2 separate regions of the Homo sapiens genome follow, and region 2 is linked to region 1. The links are chromatin loops, found by intact Hi-C in ENCODE. Cell type or tissue: GM12878. All regions are shown on one strand. Each heading gives the region's core, and the rest is flanking DNA. Links, peaks and the distances in the headings are about the cores only.

What was found. Peaks named below come from ENCODE experiments on the same cell type or tissue, not always from the same donor. Only the 100,000 strongest peaks of a DNase experiment are listed, where the experiment ranks them.
Region 2: it touches region 1 in a loop (7-fold over the local background); 4 of 110 quality-filtered maps call a loop at or near these places.

Annotation. Positions count from the first base shown.
Region 1 is chrX:11,790,239-11,795,651 of GRCh38, forward strand. No RefSeq gene overlaps it. Among named protein-coding and RNA genes, the nearest start is that of MSL3, 35 kb to the left of the region's middle. In GM12878, for the core only: no CTCF peak of the experiment used is centred there; a DNase peak (open chromatin) is centred at 2,823; H3K4me3 peaks cover 618 bases; H3K27ac peaks cover 2,453 bases.
Region 2 is chrX:11,737,252-11,742,664 of GRCh38, forward strand. No RefSeq gene overlaps it. Among named protein-coding and RNA genes, the nearest start is that of MSL3-DT, 18 kb to the right of the region's middle. In GM12878, for the core only: no CTCF peak of the experiment used is centred there; a DNase peak (open chromatin) is centred at 2,710; H3K27ac peaks cover 2,596 bases.

The DNA.
Region 1 (5,413 bases), core at 967-4,966:
CTGTTGGTAGACACTAGGGTTGCATCCACCTCTTGGCTATTGTGAATTATGCTGCTGTGAACATGGGTGTGCAAATATCTCTTTGAGATCTTGCTTTCAATTCTTTTGGATATAGAAGTAAAAGTGGGATTGCTGGATAATATGGCAATTCTGTTTTCATTTTTTGAGAAACATCCATGCCGTTTCTGGTAGGCACTGTACCATTTTGTCTCCTTTATGAGGCACAAGTGTTTCAGTGGTTAGTTCAACTCATCATTTTCTTTAAATAAAATTTAAATAAATGTTGCCTAACTGAACCCCCTTTTCTATGCCCCATGGAAAATGCAATCCCCTGCTCGAAATGTCTGTCTTGAAGACTTTTATTGTCATGTTTGCATCAATTTCTTCTCTTATTGTTTTCCTCTATTTTCTCTTTTTTCTGGGAGTATTTCTCAATTTTTATTCTTATATTACTAGTCAATTGTAAATCACCTGCCACCAGCTAACTTAAATTTAACAATGTTTTTTATTTCCTTGAAGTCTCTTTCTCCTGACCTGCTTGCTTTTTAGTAAGACAAATAGATTGAGAAAAGAAATGCTTTCTTAAAAAATGAGATTCTGAAAACCCTGACCACTTAGCTCGTGGATTAAAAAAAATCTTTTTCTCAGCATTTAGATGAGATTTTGTATCTTATTGCTGTTGCCAGATAACTTTGCTTTTTCTTTGAGTCTCCATGTCTTACATGCAGTTTATGAGAGACATTTTTCATCCAATCTGCTCACACTGCCATCTGAACAGAATGATGTTTCTTGCTTTTAAGATATAAAAGAAGACGATAGAGTTGTCTTGTTTTAGAACTATTTTAAAATATCCTAAAGAAAGTTTGAAATACTAAATGGAACATCAAAACTTTGAGTTCATTTATTGCTGCATAATGACAGTTTGGTGGTTTAAAATGATGATTTATTCTCCCCACCCTGTTGGTTGCCTAGGCTGAGCTAGGCAGTTCTTCTCCTCCACACTGTTGGTTGTGGCCACTCCTGGGGTTGCATTCAGCTGGGAGCTTATCTGCAGCCAGGATCTCCAAGATGGCTTCACTCAAAGACTGGTACCACAGCTGGTGTATCTGGGACTGGCTGAGCCTCTCTTTCCAGCAGAGGAGACAAACTCTCCACATGGTGATTCAGGGCTCCAAGAGGGAAAGCAGAAGCTGACAGGCCTCTTCTACCATATTGTGCTGCCAAAGCAAGTCACAAGACCACCTTATATTCAAGGGAAGGGAAAATAAACTCCAGGTCTTGATGGCAAAGGCAGACTACTTGGCAGCCATATTTGCAGGGAATATACCAAAACTTAATATAAATTCCTTTAATTTTCTCCAGGAAAATCAGATATTGAAATTTTACATATGTTATTTATTGTGCCATAGTGATAGTGAGGGTAAATAATGAAATGTCTAGTGTATTAGTCAGCAGATATTTTCTGTCAAGGGCCAGGTAGTAAATATTTTAGGCTTTGTGGGCCATAAAGTCTCTGTTGCAACCACTCAACCTCTGCCATTGTAGTGTAATAGCAGCCAGAGGTAATACATAAATGAATGGGCGTGGCTATGTTCTAATATAACTTTATTTACAAAAACAAACAAAAAAACAACAGAAAAACAGGTGGCAGGCAGGATTTGTCCTGTGGATTTTATTTTTCTGACCTCTGGTCTAAATAAATAGTGTTTTTCCTGCATTCTAAATAGATTTAAAATGAATTATGAGGCCAGGAGCAGTGGCTGATACCTGTAATCCCAACACTTTGGGAGGCCAAGGTAGGTGGATCGCCTGGGCAACATGGAGAGACCCTGTCTCTACAAAAAAAAATCCAAAAATTAGCCAGTTATGGTGATGCACGCCTGTGGTCCCAGCTGCTTGGAAGGCTGAGGTGGGAGGATTGCTTGAGCCTGGGAGGCAGAGGTTGCAGTGAGCTGAGATTGTGCCACTGTACTCCAGCCTGGGTGACAGAGTGAGACCCTGTCTCAAAAAATAAAAATAAAAAATAAAGTAAAATGAATTATGTAGGAATGAAATCTCTGATTCTAATAATACCCACATAAAGTATCTGAAACTAACTGAAGTTAATACAAAAATGATCACATAGTGAGCTTGTATTTGTTATTTTCGTATCATCTGCATCATCCCCTACTAATAGCATCAAGCACCATGTATTGAATCTGTTTATTACTTGAGGGTACACATGGAGGCACAACATTTTTCCTTACTTAATTACCATTGCTTTTTAGATTCCATAAAATCATTTAATGTCCTGGGAAAAAGGATATTTGATAACGTGAAATGCTATTTGGTAAGCAAAAGACAAACAGTGGGATAGTTGCTATTTGCAGAACACATTTACTAGCTTTATGTTCCCATGACACCAAATATTTGAGTTCTTGGGTTCTGAATAATGAATCAAAAGGAAAGTTATGACTTCAAAACCCTCTTGACCACTTTTTAGTAGTTAGTACTTTTTTTAACTTCTGCACTTTTCAGCAAACTCTTAACATCTCTTATTTCATTGGTGATACTTTGGTGCTTTATGAGGTCACATTTTATTTTTTCCTTGCAAATGAGACACCAGCATAGAAATACTTCTCATCTTGCTGCCCTCTGGGCTTTGTTTTTCTCTAATGTTGAATGACAGATACTAACAGTCTGTAAGAGCTAGTGTGAAAATGCTGCCTTTTGTGGTTGTGTCGTCATATTTTCCAGCCTGCCACCCGGGCCAGGCTGTCACCACGCACCTGCAGAGTGAAGGAGTTTCAGGCACGGTTCCAGGCCTCTGCTTCCTGAGATGGTGCAGCAGAGGTTTGGAGGGAGGTGCGTGGCCCAGTGTGCTCCCCGGGGGAAATTGTGAGAAAAACCCACGTCTCTCTGGAGAGTTGCTTTTACAAAGTACCTATTTGGTAAGTGTGAAGGGACTTGATTAACTTCTCTTGTGTATCCTTGTCCATATAGCTCATGTGTTAAAATAGCTCTGGGCATTCAGTGTTCATTGCTTCACACAGACAACATGTGAACTGCTTTAGACTGAAAATTTATACATCACTAGAATAGCAGTTGTTGCCTGAGCTCCTCCTACTCCTGCCATAGAAGTTATCTCAGCTCCTCTGCCTGACATGAGTCTGTTGAGGCTCAGAAAGCAATACCCCAAGACTCATGCTTTGACATGCAGAGAGGCGTCAGAATCAAGGTCCCTCTTACCTTGTCTTGTCTCCCCCTGCCTCCCTCTTGTCCCCCAAGCTCTGGGAGGGACTGTCTCTGGAATTTCCTTATCTCACTAAGAAAGCATCTTTCCAAAAGAAATGTAATTGTCTTAAACCGCCTCCCTAGGGATCTCATCAAATATCTAGGAAAGATCAACCATCTATGAAGATAAAAAACTGGGAGTTAGCACCAGACCCAGACAGACTTTTCATCTATTCTTCTGAGGGCAGCTCAGAAAGATGACCTGGAAGACTCCATCTGCATAATAAGACAACCTTTCTTCCTGTGCACCTCCACCTCTCACCTTTCTTAGTGTCTGTTTCTCACCTCCACCGTCCATTTATTCTCCCTAATGGTTTACTGCCCCCGAAAATAATTGTCTAAATTCCCCGATGATATGTAATCATGTTTCTTGATCCCAAATGTCTCAAAATGGTGTCACTTATGACAAATGGCTCAGCCTACAGTGAAATTGCTGACCCCTCAGAGTGATAAGCATATGTATAGAAGATGTCACCTGCTGTGGCCAGGCACTGCTGAGACCTGACAAGCGAGTGAAGCCAAAAGGTGGCTGAGATCATGGCCATGGAGGGCCATAAAAACCACAAAGAAACTGACCACGGTCAAGATGCCAGCAGAAGCTCTGCACGTGGCAACTCTGAGGCCTCTGTTCCATCGGCAGGGGCTGTAGGAAGGTCTGCTGGGAGAAGAGCAGTGACAGTGACACCCGCTCCAACCCCGACCTAGGAAAAAATAACAGGACCTGCTGGATTGTCAGTCAGCATGCTGGCCTCCTAAGATAATCAAGCTGTGACCCTCCTCTCTCTCTTACTAGTGCCCTTGTGTGTTGAATATATTTGCATGATTGTAGGCATGTGAAAGCCTCACAATAAACCATGGATTCATCAGCATTTAATTGGCCACCTACTCAGTGTGAAGCCTCCTGGCCTCAGTTAGCACAACGAGGCTGATTTGAACCTGATAGGAGAGCCATCTCTCCGTCCCCTATGAAAAAGAGCATATGGGCTTCTGCGCTGCTGTCGGTCAGAGGGTAATCATTCTCCTGTGGTTCCCCCATGCTATGCGCGTTACAGTAAACTATTGCATGCCTTTTCCTTTATTAATTTGCCTTTTGTCAGCTGATTTTCAGTGAACCTTTAGAGGGCGAAGGGGAAGTTTTCTCTGTACCCCTATAAGTCTCTCCAGGAAATGGCTCAAAAATAAAATAAAAAGGAATAGAATCTATTCCTAACCCTTCTAAATGGATGTTTCCTTTGTATTAACCTTTCATTTTGTGATGTGTTCCTCCACTCCTGAGCACTCAGCCTGAGCACTGGCTCCTCCCCTCTGACTTGATAGGACCAGGCTTCTAGAACCCAGCCTGGAGCCTACATATCTGAGAGGGGCAATTTTTCTTTTATGCTTCTCTTAAGGAAAATCAATCCAAAGCGATGCACACAGACCTTATTCTGTTTCATCGACCAGCTAGCTGATTGGCACTGTTTTGTACATATGAAGTTACCAGGCACTGGGTTTGTTTCTCTAAGTTTCCTTTCAGAATTGTCTCCTTTGGTTCTTGTCCTAGTTCCTTTTCCACCATCTGTTGAAATATCTTCTTTACAGATACCGAAATTGAGACACTAAATATGCTTGTCTGGCTGATGGCTAATGTTGGTGATTCAGGTTTGAGAGGGCAGGCAAGGATCAACTGTGAAACAGAACACCCCTTTTCCTATATTTTCTAAAAGGCATAGAGTAGTTTGAAAATGCCAGTAATAGTTTGTTGAAGACTTAGAAATGGCGATTATTTTATTTCTGTTTCCTAGATTACTGTGTAGGTTACCAGCTAGTAAGGATCCAGGCCTTGGCAGGTGGAAAATGAACTGTTTAGGAGGTGCCGTTCACTTCTCAACCTACTTGCCTTTGTAGAAGCATCGATATGCTTTCCATGGACACTTCACAGTATGTATTTTTGAAAAATTCTTCTAAGAGACTGTTCATACTTTTATTTTTTATTTTTATTTATTATTTTTGAGACAGAGTCTCTGTCACCCAAGCTGGAGTGCAGTGGCGCCATCTCGGCTCACTGCAACCTCCGCTGCCCGGGTTCAAGCAATTCTCTGCCTCGGCCTCCTGAGTAGCTGGGATTCCAGGCACCTGCCACCATGCCCGGCTAATTTTT
Region 2 (5,413 bases), core at 768-4,767, 53 kb before region 1:
CTAGATGGGACCCAAGGGCCAATATGGCATGCTGGTTCCTTCCACCAGTTTCAATGATGCTCCGGTCACTTGCAATGAGATGCAGTTGTAAGGTAATAGATGTGGGCTTGTCTGTAAGTAGATTGTGTCTATTTGTTTACTTTATAAAACTTTATAGAAATATATTCCACTGAGATGGGCTTGGATATTGTATTGGGCTGACTCATGATGCCAGCAGTTATAATGAGACCAGTAAATTTATTAAATTCCTGAGGCTAGACTGTTGCTGCCTTCTCTATGTTATACCATGTATTAGTTTCTTATTTGCTATAGCAAACTACCAAAAGTTTAGTGGCTTAAAATAATACACGTTTATTCTCTTGCAGTTCTGGAGCTCAAAAGTCTAATATGAGTTTTAATGGGATAAAATCAAGGCAGTTTTTTGCTCTGGTTCCTTCTTCCATCTTCAAAGTGCATCACTCCAATTTCTGCTGCTGTCATTCCATCTCCTTTGTTTATTGACTTTCTTGCCTCACTCTTATAAGGGTCCTTGTGATTACATTGGACTCATCCACTTTGGTATGCCCAAGTAGGGAGGTCAAGAGAAGGCTCTGACTGGACACTTGGGAGTAATAAAGATACGGAAAACAACTGAAGCCATATTGGATGATGGGACACTACATAGAGCAATGGTTCTTAATCTTTGAGGAAAACTGAATGAACCCTAATGATCTTTGCTTCAGAAAAATGCAAATTCAGACACAATTTCACATGCAATTTTAGCGGCTTAAGTATTCTCTAGGCATTCATGAATGCGAGGTTAAGAACTCTTGATGTATAGTTATCTAGGATAACTATTCAGTTGGATCCTTACCTCATAGCTCTCACCAAAATACATTCCAATGGCTCAAGGATTGGATCATTATCAAAGAAAACATGGAAGAGTTTAAAAAATCTTGTGTGTGATAGAGGCGTTTCTAAGCATAAGACAAAAATCTCTAACACATGAAAGGAAATATTAAAAAATTCAACCACACAGGAATGTGTGTGTGTCTGTGTGTGTTTGTATTCTGCATGGAAATAAAATCATAAACAAAATTAGAAGGGAAATAACAAAATGAGAAACACTTTGCAACTCATACCAAAGCCGAAGGGCTTTCTTAACAGTAAAACATTCTTAAATTGATAAGAAAAAGACCAACAGACTAACTGAATAAATGCGAAGAGCAAGTTCACAGAAATTGATACAAAAACTTTTTTGAATCTTGAAAAGATGCTCAATTTCATAAAATGCCAGTTTCTTTTTTTTTTTTCTTTTCTTTTTTTCCTTTTTGAGACAGGGTCTTGCTGTGTCACCCAGGCTGAAGTGCAGTGGCACCATTATGACTCACTGCAACCTCTGCCTCCGGGATTCAAGATTCTCATGCCTCAGCCACCCCAGCAGCTGGGATTACAGGTGCACACCACCATGCAAAGCTTTTTTTTTTTTTTTTTTTTTTTTTTTTGTATTTTTAGTAGAGACAGGATTTCGCCATGTTGGCCAGACTGGTATTGAACTCCTTGCCTCATGTGGTCCATCCATCTCTGCCTCCCAAAATGCTGGGATTACAGGCGTGAGCCACCATGCCTGGCCAAGAGAAATGCCATTTTCAAATATTAATTTGAAAAATATGAAGACAACTGAGCACAGTCTTAGTGATAGTAGAGGAAAAATTCCATACATATGCTGCTACTGGGAATGCAGTATGTACCACCTCTAGCCCAGTGTTCATCAAACTGAAATGTGCACACAGATTACCTGGGAATCTTGTTAAAATGCAAATTCTGGTTCAGCTGGTCGGGGGAGGGGCCTGAGATTTTGCATTTGTTTTTGAGATAGAGTCTCACTGTGTTGTCCAGTTTGGAGTGCAGTAGCATGATCACAGTTCACTGCAGCCTTGACCTCCTGAGCTCAAGTGATCCTCCCACCTCATCCTCCCTCGTAGCTGGAACCACAGGTGCATGCCACCACACCTGGTTTATATTTCTTGTAGAGATGGGTTTTTGCCATGTTGCCCAAGGTGTTCTCGAACTCCTGGGCTCAAACGATCTGCCCACCTCCCCTTGCCAAAGTGCTGGGATTACAAGCATAAGTCACCACACCTGGCCCGAGATTTTGCATTTCTAACAAACTCCCAGGTGAGGCCAGTACTGCTGGTCCACAGAACAGACCACACTCTGTGTTATAAGCTCTAGTAATTTGTAAATATTTAATAAATTTTTAAATAAAAGTCTCTCTTCAACCATCAATACCATTTCTATGAATTTTTCCTACTTTTATTCTCACATATGTGGGAAATGGTGTGTGTTCTAAGATATTTCTCATGAAATTGGGTGTAAAAACAAAAGATAGCAAGCTACGCCAATATCTGTCATCATAAGTGTGCTAGCACTTTCTTCTCCCTTCTTTGTTCCTACTCTATATCTACAATGGTTTCAATATTTTAGAAGACTAAAAACTACATTTATCAGACTGATGCAGCTAGGATTTGTGACATGATTTAGATTTCATCGATGAGCTGCATTTTCATGAAATGTAGTGATGAGACATTTTCCTGATGCTTTGGAGTCTGAAAAGGAAAATGAGGCAGAGATGAGCATTTGCAGCAGCTGGACTCCACATTCCAACATGTACTCACTAGCTTCATGAGCATGAGATTCAGCTGTGGGAGTGTCGTGACAGCATCAGTCACAGTTCTCTGACTTTGTAATCACAGCAGTTATGGTATGACTTTTGTCTTTTCAAAAATATACCAGAAAGCATGAGAATGATGTGACTTTTAAATCATTAGCCCATGGGCAATCCCCTAAATTGCTCCCAATGAGTTTCCAAGCACCTAATTTTCTGTGTTAAAACTCTTTCTACTTAAAATGCCTAGAGTGTTTACTGCACATAATCCTAAATAAAACAGTATTTGGCACCAAGATGGAAAACTAAAATTAGTTATCTAACCTGTTTGTGTTTGATGACAGTGATAACAACACCATACTAGTTTGTATTGTCCTACCATATAAATAACCCTATCCAGCTGAAATACTATTCAAGGGCAAAGGAAAAACAGAATGCTAAATGAAGAAAGAAATTTCACCAAGAAAAACCTCATGAGTAGTTGTGAAATCAAGGAATATAGTAGCTACATACATTGTTTCCTTGCCATTTTGTGTATATACCTTTATATAGTAACCAAATTTCATTTCTCCATTTTCTCCTTCACCTTTATTTTACATAAAGGTGTTACAAGTATAATTTAGTTTATACTAAATTAGTATAGTGTTTAGTTATAGTTTAGTCATTGTGTTACAAGACATAAAATTTCAATTGTGACTAATTTTAAAAAGTAATTAAAATCACTCAGAGTTTGATTCTGCAACTAATAGAATAGGTTCCCCTTTATGGAGAGAGGATGAATATATTTTCACTGTAGAAGGTAATATATAATATAAGGTGTGACCATATTGTTGCAATTTAAAGATAGGTGGAAGGATAGATATTTATGGTGAATAATCCAAATGGCTAGACAGTGTTGTTCAATCAGGCTTTGATATCCTTTTCCACTCTTCTTTCTGTTTTATTTAGGTTCTGCCATGAGTTTATCTTATACAACAAGAAAGTGACTCCAAGTTGAAAAGCATCCAGACTAAAAGTAAGACAAAGGCCATCTCTGTGATATTATGCAGGCTGCATACAAAGTCAGACAGGTATGAATGTATGTGGCTGTTGGTTTCCATCTTCCAGGGTCTACTCACCAGCCATTTGGTGGTGAGACAACGCCATTTGTGGCCATGGTGATAGCAACTTCTGAATCTCTGGATGACAGCTATGGTTGTATAACTTTGAAACCAGTAATTCGGGGGCAACCCCATTATTTCCACTTTTTCTTCCCTTTCGATTACTTCATCTCACCTAATTCCTTTCATTTACATACCAGAAAGCAAGTGAATTTCTACTTCCTGCATTAAACTCTAAGAGGGCTGGTTAAATAAATTATAATACATCCATATGTAGACACACTCTACATCTACATGCACACAAAAGATGTAGCTCTATATATACATATATGCAACAATCTACGTGATACATTATTAAACAGTAAAAGCAAGACTCAGTATGTATGTAGTATTATACAGTATCTTGTGTGTGTCTATGTGTGTGTATACATAAAATATCTCTGCAAGGATACACAAGAAATCCATAACAGAGATTCCCTTAAAAAGAGAAATGGGGTGTCTGAGGGTCAACAGAATACAAAGGAGACTCTTCACTTGACACCCTTTGTATCTTTGGAAGTTTTATCAACTGAGCATATTATACCAACAAAAAATGTTTATGAAACAAATTAAAAAGAACTTCTGATCTAGGGTGAGAGAAAAGAAGGCCTAGAAGAAAGCCCTAACTATTATCAGCATATAAAGGAAGGGCATGTACAAAGGAAACAGAGAGTGGCTCAAGAGCTTGTAGTAACAATGGGAAAGATAGGGAAACAGAGACAAAGGTAGTGGAGTGTTTCCAGAAGGGCGAGAGTTAGCGCCTGAGTAAATGCTGCCAGAGGGCCAAGAAAAGCAAGATAGAAAACCCAATTGTTACTTGGGTTAGCACCAAGGTCTTGGTGAAAGGAGTTTTAATGGAATGCATGCTTCACTCCTCTGAAGAATATGAGGAGGTTATTGGGTTGAAAGAGGAGAGACAGCATCCCTTTTTTAAAAAAGGTTATACTGCTTGCTCAAAGGTGCAGTTAGTTCAGATGGCCTTAAAGATTCAAATCAGTTTAGAGACCCCTATATTCTAGTGGGTTATCCTAATAAGCTGTTGTGATTTTTTTTAAAGCCCCTCTATTGCTTACTGCGTGAAATAAAGTCACTAGGTGAAATTTAGAACACATCTACTAACATAACTTTCTGGGAAATAGTTTCATTATCCAGCAGGATCTGGGCTTTTGTCTCCAAATTATAAAAATAGTATGAAAGGAATAGGATGTAAAGTCCTTAAAAGACTGGTGAGTACTAGTAGTTTGGAGGGTGACATGCACGGCTGTCTTTAGTTTTCATATGGAAAATGAGAGTCAAAGCAGTGACATGCTCTCAAGGCTGTAGGAAGGGTCATTAGGAGGACAAAGCCATGCCATGGGTTTTAGATTTATTTTATTTTAATTCTTATCCCTAAATCCATGAGAAATCCCACTATATTCATGTATCTTCTAGAATAATTTATTAAATAATTCAGTAACTTATTAGCCACACTTTTTGCCCCCTAGAACTTAAAATCTAGTATAAACAACATTGATATGATATAAACTGAATGTAAACAGCATATAATTTAAATTAGTATACAAGTTGAAGATACATGTATTTTATTCTAAAAGCTTTATCATCCTCACTTATGAAAGAACATGAAAAA